Linked DNA regions of Homo sapiens: region 2 is linked to region 1. The links are chromatin loops, found by intact Hi-C in ENCODE. Cell type or tissue: psoas muscle. All regions are shown on one strand. Region 1 overlaps EXOC6B (exocyst complex component 6B). Region 2 overlaps EXOC6B (exocyst complex component 6B).

The links. Hi-C counts contacts between places; a loop is a spot of excess contacts. Peaks named below come from ENCODE experiments on the same cell type or tissue, not always from the same donor. Only the 100,000 strongest peaks of a DNase experiment are listed, where the experiment ranks them.
Region 2: it touches region 1 in a loop (2.5-fold over the local background); 7 of 110 quality-filtered maps call a loop at or near these places.

The regions. Positions count from the first base shown.
Region 1 is chr2:72,180,237-72,185,236 of GRCh38, reverse strand. EXOC6B (exocyst complex component 6B) reads left to right here. Exons shown (of 22, transcript NM_015189.3): 21 at 1,050-1,162. Among named protein-coding and RNA genes, the nearest start is that of CYP26B1, 35 kb to the right of the region's middle. In psoas muscle, no CTCF peak of the experiment used is centred here; a DNase peak (open chromatin) is centred at 2,516.
Region 2 is chr2:72,577,486-72,582,485 of GRCh38, reverse strand. The region is part of intron 6 of EXOC6B (exocyst complex component 6B); the gene reads left to right. Among named protein-coding and RNA genes, the nearest start is that of EXOC6B, 250 kb to the left of the region's middle. In psoas muscle, a CTCF peak has its summit at 2,705 (motif pointing right); no DNase peak of the experiment used is centred here.

The sequences.
Region 1 (5,000 bases):
ATCAGCACTTACCTATCTCCTGGAAAGGGAGAAATGGAGAATGTCTTGAGTCAAAAAGTACTGTGAGGGTTCTCCCTCTATGCAGTGATATGAGTCTGGGACTGTGCCCCTTCTAGAAGCTTTTATTTGTTTGTTTTACTTAGTTACAATTTTTGAATATTTGTTAGTGTGATGTCTGAGGCTAAAACTGACTGGGAAGGAAAGCCTTTGACAAAAGTTTAGTTTCTCTCAGTCAAAATCTCCCGTGTCAGAACTCAGCTCACCCTCAGAAAGCTCTCATTGTCTTTTCACACATCTAGCTCTTGGCACTTCTCTTTAACACTCATAACCCAATTCTAGCTAGACTCTGTGTCCTCAATCATGGGCTAATCTACTATGGCCCTGATTTCATCTTCTTAGCCTGTGTCTGCATAGACGTAACACATATTGCCTCTTATAAATGCTACATGATCCATTTATGCCTTGTTTCAGTGTTTCTGTGTTATCTGTGTGTCCTATTTGTATATAGGCATGTGTATATGTCTGTATTACCTAAGTCACTTGGGCTAAGTCAGTACAGCAAGTCACAGAACTGATACTTGAACCCAGACCTTTTAACCTTGAAGTTCAAACAATTGTATATGTGGCACTGGACTACATCCACCTTTATTTGTTCTTTGTTGAATACTGAGAATGGTTCTTGGCATGTTGAAGGCATTTGATAAGTATTTATTAAATGAGTAAGTGAATAATTATTATGATATTATTATCATATTTGATTCAGTCCCGTGTTAGTTTCTTTACAGGGTTGCCTCTGAGAGCTGACTGCTGGCATATAGTCTTAGCAATGTTTCCATACTGCTTATGGCAGAGATAAGTCTGCCATCTAATGTTTACTCACTTATTTTCTTGGTTGAAAGAATAGTCTGCAGCTGTTCTTTTTCTTATTATATTTTAATTTTTATATATCCAATTTATTAGCTGGTAGTGAAGGATGATGAAGTTTCTGGAATCTTGGTTTGTCTTGTCTGTCTGACTAATCCCTGGGGTGGGGTTTGGATATTTTACAGCTTTTGGATCTTTTCATCCAGTGGGATTGGTCAACCTACCTTGCTGACTATGGTCAGCCCAACTGCAAGTACCTCCGGGTAAACCCAGTGACTGCTCTGACCCTGCTTGAGAAGTGAGTACCTTGTCCAATGGTCTGTGTTGGGAGGTGGGGAGACAGGGATTGGGGGTTGGCGTAGAAGATAATTTTGCCACTGCCAATACCTTGAAAGATAGCCTTGTTCTGGAAGTTGCCATAGGCCCTGGGTGCTGTCAGCAATCTCAGTCACTGGACTTGGCAGGCCAGTCTTCCTCCTGTGGCTTATTAATTCCTGAGCCCCCAACAAGCCAGGCCAAGTATGGATCAGAATTGGATTCTGACATTACCTTCTAGTTTAATGGGTCTCTTACTAGCGTCTCTTACTAGATATGGCAAGAGAAAAAAAAATGGCTCGGTTTGGGGCTCAGGCCAGCCTGGTGAACAGAATGAGGCTGCCCTAGTCACCTGGGGTATGATGATGGATAGTGCAACTCCACAGAACAGATGGTTTCTCTGGTTCCTAGTAGAGAATCCCTGGAAATTATTTAGAATTATTGAAACCTTCATCTGTTCCCAGCTCCCACCCCCTGCCAGACTGAGCTTTATTGTGCTGACTATCCCAACAAAGCTGTGTTGGAGAAGGTGTCTAATTCTTGCCTTAAGCAGTCACTAGCCTGCAGAGGGTTCCCTGCCACAGAGCTGTAGCCTCTCTGAAGCAGAGGTGCTACCACTGAAAGTAAGTTAGGCAGCTCCAGGAAATCTCAGGGCTAACAAATATGTCACCCAGAAGCTGGGAAATGCTATGTATTACAGCCTGGCTCTGGCTTTGCTAATCTATTAGAGAGCTGGCAGGTCAGAGACCAAGACCCATATAAAAAGGCAGGTTTCTCTTGAAATCTGAGAAACTAGTTAAGCCCCAGCTACTTGGAAGAATGCCCTGCATCTAGGCAGTGTAGGAAGTCTACATATATGGCCAGTCAACCATGTCTCAAATCCTAGGAAGACAAGGCTCAGAGTCCAGGAAGTCAGAGTGGAGCCTTAAGCAGAAGGAGAGGTCAAAGTCTATCCTTCTTACTATGTAATATGAAAGGGGGAGAAAAGGGGAAGAGATGAAGGGTAGGCAAGAGCATGATGCAGGTGTATGTATTTGGAGCCAAGAGACTAAAAACTCAGACTGCAGTTTTCTCCTGACCACGTCAGAGATTGATGTTTCCATTTTAACTTTGTTTCCCATGGTTCTCTCTCCCACTGACCTTCCGCCCTAGGATATCTAGAGAGTAAGTATATTATTCACTTGGGCCTTTTCCATCACTTTGAGGCAAGTCCTTCTGGTTTCCTCATTGACACTAATGACTACACTAAAATCCCTAGCCTCTGAGTTGTCCCCGCCCTGACATACTAATCTACTAAACCAGCCTGGTGCCAACTGGCTGGCTGCCTTCTCTATCCTTGGCCCTTACAGTGACCCTTGGCTTACTAATTCCTTTGGGGCTGGGAGTGGCGGCAGGGATTTTCTCCCATTGTGCCAGGTAAAGGGTTGTTCCCATTCAGCTTCTTGGCACACTCAATACTCTTGCTAGTGTGGGGCCTGAAATAAAGCCCTGACCGAAGGGAGCTCCTCAGCAGCCTCCCCTACCTCTTGGTGGCTTTAAAATCTAGAACCTGCATCTCTTATAGAAGACCCTTTATTAGAGGCAAGGCTTAATCCCACAGTTCTTGGTGCCAAGCTGAAAGAAGGGAACATTTTGACCTTTGAGGTGGTGCTTAAATGGTCATATTTAATGGTCATATGTGTCCTTCAAATGGGCTCTGGGATTCCCTTCAGTTATTTACATCTCTCAGCAGTCCTTTACTCCTCCGTTCCCAGGAATCTCTGGATCTAGGAAATACTGGCTTATCCACTCCCTATGGCTCAACAATAGTCTAAAATAATTAGCCTCTCCCTACCATTCTGGAGCGTTGGCCAGTAAAGAAACTATGTGCTTAGCCCTAGCAATCAGAAGAGTTTAAAAGCTTCCTTCCAAACACAGCAGAGCAAAGGGCATCCAGATCACTACAATCCGTATCTCCCAGCCTCATAGGAATTGACCCCTTTACCTGACCTATTCCTGCTTTTCCACAGCCAGTTCTACCATCAGATCTTGACTCTCCTTTTCAACCTGGCCCTTCTTAGCAGGGCGAAACAGAAAGACAAAAGACCTGCTAAAGACATTGAGGGAAAAGAAGTGGCCCCTGCATCATTGAGAGGTGGCCATAGCTGTTAATAAAGTAGAACAGGATATTGGGCTTTCAGAATGGGATGGAAGGTGGGAGGGCTGACTTTTGTTTTTGGAGCATTCCTGAGTAGAAACCAGCAGGCCACCACTAGCCCTCAGGGTACTTGAGTTTATCTTTACAGTGCCTAGTTCCAACTCCAGGTCTTAATGGCCAAGAAATTCTAGCCTTTGTGGCCAAAGACTACCCTCTTTCTCCTAGATAATTACAGGAGCTTCCCTGTGGGAGCCAAAAGCCAGCGGGCTGCCTGTCTCTCAGCTGCTTCCAGGAGTCATGAAATTAATGATAATGTAGGATATTAAACTAAATGTCCTATGAATATAGGAAGTGGTTTTCTTCATTTCTTTTTGTTTGTTTTCTGTTGTTGTTAATGTTTAGATATATTGTATACTCAGCGGAGGAAAGGGAATCTTTCTTTGGAACTATCTAAAACTAGGCCAGTTCTACAAATGTAATTGTGCAACTAGTGTGTTAGGGAACAAATACAGTAATTATCAGAGTCTTAAGGACCCTCGTGCTTTCTCTTCAACTAGCGCAGTCACTTCCCCTTCTTCTTCCCTTCCAAGCACAGGCCTCCACATGTGGGTGGTCGTACCTTATATTCAATGTTCTGAGTTTGCTTGATGAGTAATTCCAGCCTGAAGGCTCTTGAGCTTAGATTAGTGAGATAATTCTTTTTTTTTTTTTTGAGACGGAGTCTCGCTCTGCCACCCAGACTGGAGTGCAGTGGTGTGATCTTGGCTCACTGCAAGCTCCGCCTCCTGGGTTCACACCATTCTCCTGCCTCAGCCTCTCGAATAGCTGGGACTACAGGCACCTGCCACCACACCCGGCCTACTTTCTGGATTTTTAGTAGAGATGGGGTTTCACCGTGTTAGTCAGGATGGTCTTGATCTCCTGACCTCATGATCCACCCGCCTCGGCCTCCCAAAGTGCTGGGATTACAGGCGTGAGCTACCGCGCCCAGCCGAAAGAATTCTTAATTAGTTTGTGGCTATCACTGTTAGCCAGAGCCATACAGCTGTGGTGCTCATTAGAACCTTTTTGCCATATATAATGCCCTTATGGAATATATATATTGTAAATTTATATCATATATACCAAACATAAATGCCCCTGTGGGAATCTCTGGCTTTTTGACTCACTGGCCTCTAATCTGCTCCTCTGCAAAGGGCCACCCACAGTGGGGGAGAAAATGGTGCAGGATTGGCCCAAAGTCCCCTGGGAAATAGCCTGGGGGCAATTTATAGCCCGGTGCCATGTTCCTTCCCTCCTCTCTTCTAGCCTGTCTCCATACAGCCCAGGGAGCAGTGAAGTCAGAGGGCTGGCCCAACTCTGGTGAAGACTGGCCTGCCCCTATCCCAGAGAGAAATCTGTCTTGGCATGTTCTCAATTGTCTAACACTGGAACTAGCTGTGGGATATGGGTCTGGTGTGCAGCAGCTAGGACAAGAGTTAGTGGCCACCAATAGATGTCAGAGGTTGTGGGCCCTCTGCAGGGAATAGCAGATTCCTGAATTCTGTCACAGTTGCTTAGTCAGACTTGGGGGTTCTGTGACCATCTCAGCCTAGTCTTGACTTTCTTGTCCATGTTTCCCAGTTAGGGCTGTCTGTCTGAAAGAACCACTGGCCAGAATTACCCATGGTTTGTGTTCTAGGAA
Region 2 (5,000 bases), 400 kb before region 1:
GAGTGTAGTGGTATGATCTCATCTTACTGCAACCTCCGCCTCCTGAAATTAAGTGATCCTCCCACCCCAGCCTCCAGAATAGCTGGGATCACAGCCACAGGTGCCCAGCCTTTTTTTATTTTTTTGTTTTTTTATGGTTAGAGATGGAGTTTCTCCATGTTGCCCAGGCTGGTCTGGAACTCCTGAGCTCAAGCAGTCAGCCCATCTTGGCCTCCCAAAGTGCTGGGATTACAGCCAGGCATAAGCCACTGCTCCTGGCCTGTAATCATTTTTGTGTGGATAGAATTTTTAAATTTTTATTTTTTGCCCATATATATATATTTCCCCTTCTCTTTCACCTTCCCTAAGGCCTATAACTACCGAGAATGTTGGGCAGGGTCTTTTGGCTTTTCTTCTATGGCCTATGAACTTCTGTCCGCAGATTTTATATTGAGTTTGTGATTGAACTTGGAAGCCAGTAGGTGGTGCATATGGGTCAGTGCTGATTGTGCCCAATGTGGTTGGGTATATATCTGACCCTTGTTTATTGGGAGAAGCTCTCTGTTGCCTCAGGCAATGGTCTGATCTGTGGAGTGCACCCTGGTCTCAGCTCCCAGCTTTGCCCTGGGGGTTAGGGGAGTGATGGGTAAGATGGGAGGGGTCAGACCCAGCAGGCCCACCTACAGGTCTGCCAGTGGAAGGCACAAGCACTAGTGCTGAAGGAGAATCCAGTGGGGGGCCACCAAGTGCCCAGAGGTATGCCTAGGTGTGGAGCAGGGAAATCTTGGTCCCAAGTTCTCTGCCTTGGCCAGCAGGGGCAGGGTGCGGGAGGTGGAGGCAACCCAAACTCCTTGTCCAGGAGATGAGTGCTTGAGGAACTTGGAGATCTGCTTGGGCCTCGGGTAACTATGAGAACTTTAAAGATGGTATAGTGACCACCTTCCTCGATTTAAATAAAAAAGGTCCTAAGTATAATAACCTTATTGATGGAAATCCTTTGGGTCATGATGAAGGTGTAAGAAAACTATTTGTCTATTTATTTGTTTTAAAATATCACATGAAACACACATGCATGTGTTCACATAAACACATTCCTACGGACAATAACATACAAATAACTTTTTTGAGATTATCTGAAGATGGTCTTTTTCCTTCATTTTAAATCACTTTTTTGTTTTGTTTTCATTTTGTTTGTTCGAATCTGATACTGGAGTGGGTTGCCAAAGAAAGATGTAGTCCAGAGCCAGTCCTGATAAGTGTGAAAAAACCCTGGTTTGAAACTACAGCTTTTTTACAGTTAATTTTGTTTGGTGAGACTTGAAGTGGCATCTTTGGATTCTTCCTATCTTGATTTTGACATTTATTTTCATGGTTATCCTTTGGGCTTCAGACACTAAACAAGGGATCACAATTCCACTTTACTGTATTGTTGATGGGATGTTATTGTAGCTTTGGTTTCTCTTAGCCTGCGGAGTTGATATGTGACTGGTTTATTCAATTGTATGATCTCATGGAACAGAAGTAAGAGTTAGGAGGAATGAAAAGAGAAGGTGGGAGAGTCAGTACAATGGTATAATGCTAGGGCAGTCTGGTTGCTTAATCCATGGGACTCTCTGAGAGGACTTTTGGAACTGACTATGGAAGGAACAAAGCAAAGAAACATTTCTGTCAGCTCCTTTTCAAGGGTTGTTTTACTTCCAGATTGTGCTGCAGGAGTGCTGAGTACTTCTTGTGGGGTTCCACATTCTGGTATTAGAAAAGTCCTAGGGCAGGCAGCAAGAAGTGTACTGTAAGTATCCAAGTATCCAAGTAACCTGATGTCAGGTTATATTATGTGATGCTTCCAGGCCTGTTCAGAACTGGTTGCTGATGGTAGCTGGAATAAGAGGTGAAACAGAGGATTTAAGTGGAGCACCAATGGTGTCCATTACAGAAACATAACACTTGAAATGTATGTAAATGCAAAATTTGTTATACAGTGATATTAGATGTCATTAATTATTATGTATAGAAATATTGCTGGGTTTCAGATGTTTCCATAGTAGATAGTGAAACAAGATTCCTGGCCGGGTGTGGTGGCTCACACCTGTAATCCCAGGACTTTGGGAGGCCGAGTTGGGTGGATCATTTGAGGTCAGGAGTTCGAGACCAGCCTGGCCAACATGGTGAAACCATGTCTCTACTAAAAATACAAAAACAGAGCCGAGCATGGTGGCACGTGCCTGTAATCCTAGCTACTTGGGAGGCTGAGGCATGAGAATCGCTTGAACCCAGGAGGCAGAGGTTGCAGTGAGCCGATATCGCGCCACTGCACTCTAGCCTGGATGACAGTGAGACCCTGTCTCCAAAAAAAAAAAAAAAAAAAAAAAAATTCTTATTTCTTTTTCAGAGGCAAGATAGGTAAAGCTTGCTTTTTTTTGTTTTTCGTTGTTGTTGTTGTTTGTTTGTTTTAATTCAAGAGACTTCACATGTATTTTCTCATTTAAGCCTTGTGGCAGCTTTGAGGTAGGTTTGATTAATTTTTTTTTATATATATAGATAAGGATATTGCAGAGAGAAGTAACCTGCCCAATTAATAAGTTGCAGAGTAAGACCTATCTTTCTCCAAGAAGCTTTGTTTCTCCCCTGTTATTGAAGCCTATATAATTATATTTGGCCTCTAAGGCCTAAATCTTCTTTTCAACTAGTTTCTTATTCTAAAGGTCATTTGTTTGTATGCCTCTAATCCACTAGAGGTCAGTATTGGATTGAGAAAGTCAGGAGCCTTTAGCTTTTGATTCTTATTATTTTTAACTCTCTGAGTCTTATTGCTAGGTAGCCCTGGAAGCTGCATTCCACAATAAATGTTTATTTAATGGCCTGTGTAAGATGCCTCATAGACACACTTTGACAGTTTTAGAAGTGTTAATAGTGAATTAGTTTGACAGTCCAGGTTAGGTCATGCTTGTGGGCTCTCCTCTAACTTCTAATGGGTAGAAAAGCACTCAAGTCAAGTCTTTTATAAGTTTTTATTGGGCCAAATCTCATTTTCACATGAATTCCCTTTTGTTACCTGTTGCCTTTATATAATAAATATCTAAATTTACTATGTGTATGCCACTTTCTGGACTTGGGGCAGTCTAAGAATGGTAAAGTGTTTTTCTTATCCTGAAAGAGTTGTATACACTGAGGTGCTTTACTGTCATTTTCACCTGGATACCCAACAGGTTTAGGGAACTCATCTTTTTTTATCCTGCATTCAACTTACTATTTTCATGGTTCCTATTGCTTGGAATGGCCCCACTGTTTAGTCATCACGGCCAGAATACTTGTAGTTATTCTTATTTCCTTCTTCTCTTCCATGTACCACATTTAAGTCAGTTAATTCTGTTACTTTTGCTTCTTGTAATCTGTTGCTACCTTTATTCAAGTTCTCATAATGTTATTTGGACTGTTTTAGTGATGTATATTAGATTTTCTATTTCCAGTCTTTGTCTTCTCTCAGTTGACCACTCCTTGACTCCTAGAGGGTTTGTCTGAATTGTAAAGCTGATCCATTATTCCCCTGCTTACATTCTTTCATTGTTTCTCTAACATTGAAACTGCTTTATATAGCATCTTTATCTCCTGTTATTCCTTTATAACCTATACTCTAATTATACAAAGTTACTTGCCGTTTCCTGAGTGGATAATATTTTTTTCATACATAGTCCTTCTCCTGCTGCTTCATTCTTCTGGAATGGTTACTTTTTTCATTTATCTCTGAAAAATCATATTTATTTTTTATCATATTTATCCTTTATTTGTTGATTTGCTTCCTGTAATAGTATGATGTGAGATTCAGGGGTCAGGGTCTCCATCTTATTTCTTTGTATCACCAGTGTGCAACACAATGCTTGGTACCATGTAGACTTTTAACACGTGTTTGACTGAAGGTAGGAGTACAGAGAGGAAGCATCATGAGTTAGAGCAGTGAGAAATTGCTTCCTAAAGGAAGAAGAATTGTACTTGGGTTTTGTAGGAAGGGTTAGATTGAGGCAAGGAAAGGTAATCAGGTAAAGAAATGGCGTAACTAAGGATATAGAAGTGGAAATTTACCCAGCGTATTAGGAGGTAGAGCCTCATCCAATTGGAAGATTCATCTTGGAGGGTATTGGGTAAGTACATTGGAAAATTAGGTTTAGCTTCTATTATGGTGGAATCTAAGTGTTAGATTATGAAGTTTAGACTTGTTTAAATCCCTCTCCCCACCTGCCCAATTTCCCTTATATCTAATTGACATGATGAACAAATGTGGTTTAAGAAGAGCCTGGCTGTATTAGGTAGGGGGATTGTAATTGGAAGGTGATGAGTTCCATTTTAGGTGTGATGGAAATGAGGTGATGGTGGAACACACATTAGTAATAGGAAACAAGACCTGTGCTACTGGGTTTTGGGAGAGTAGAAAGAGTGATTTGAGAGATAAGTGTTTGAGGAATAAACCTTGCTCAATTTCTCTATATTAGGAAATCAGAGAAGAATATATATGAAGTACTCTTGAGAAAGAGGTGGTTAAGTGTGTAAAAATTACTTACAAATAGAATGAACAACTAAGAAAATGAAAACACCTAGATGCTTTCTAAGATCTAGCTGCTGTTTGTATTCCTTGTACCCCTCTCCCTCTATTCCATCCCAGTCAGCAGAAGTCAGTCAGCTGCTTCTTTGACACATTATTATAATGATGGTCTCTGAAGGGATAGAATCAGTGATCTTGATGAAACAGCATAGCATGTTAGAAAAGATCTCTGAAGGGCTTTTTCTTTTTTTGATTTTCATGGACTTCAATGTCACATTTTCATTTTAATATATATTATATGTATTTATATATTTATATCAGTATTTAGTCTTCACCACCTCCTGCCAGTACCATAACATACATTTTGAATAGATGATAACTTTCATTTGTTCATTGCTTTTGAAACACTGACAATATTTTATTGATTGTGAAGGAAATATAATTAACTTGGGATTCAATAAAATACGACTTATGAAATCGTTTGGTT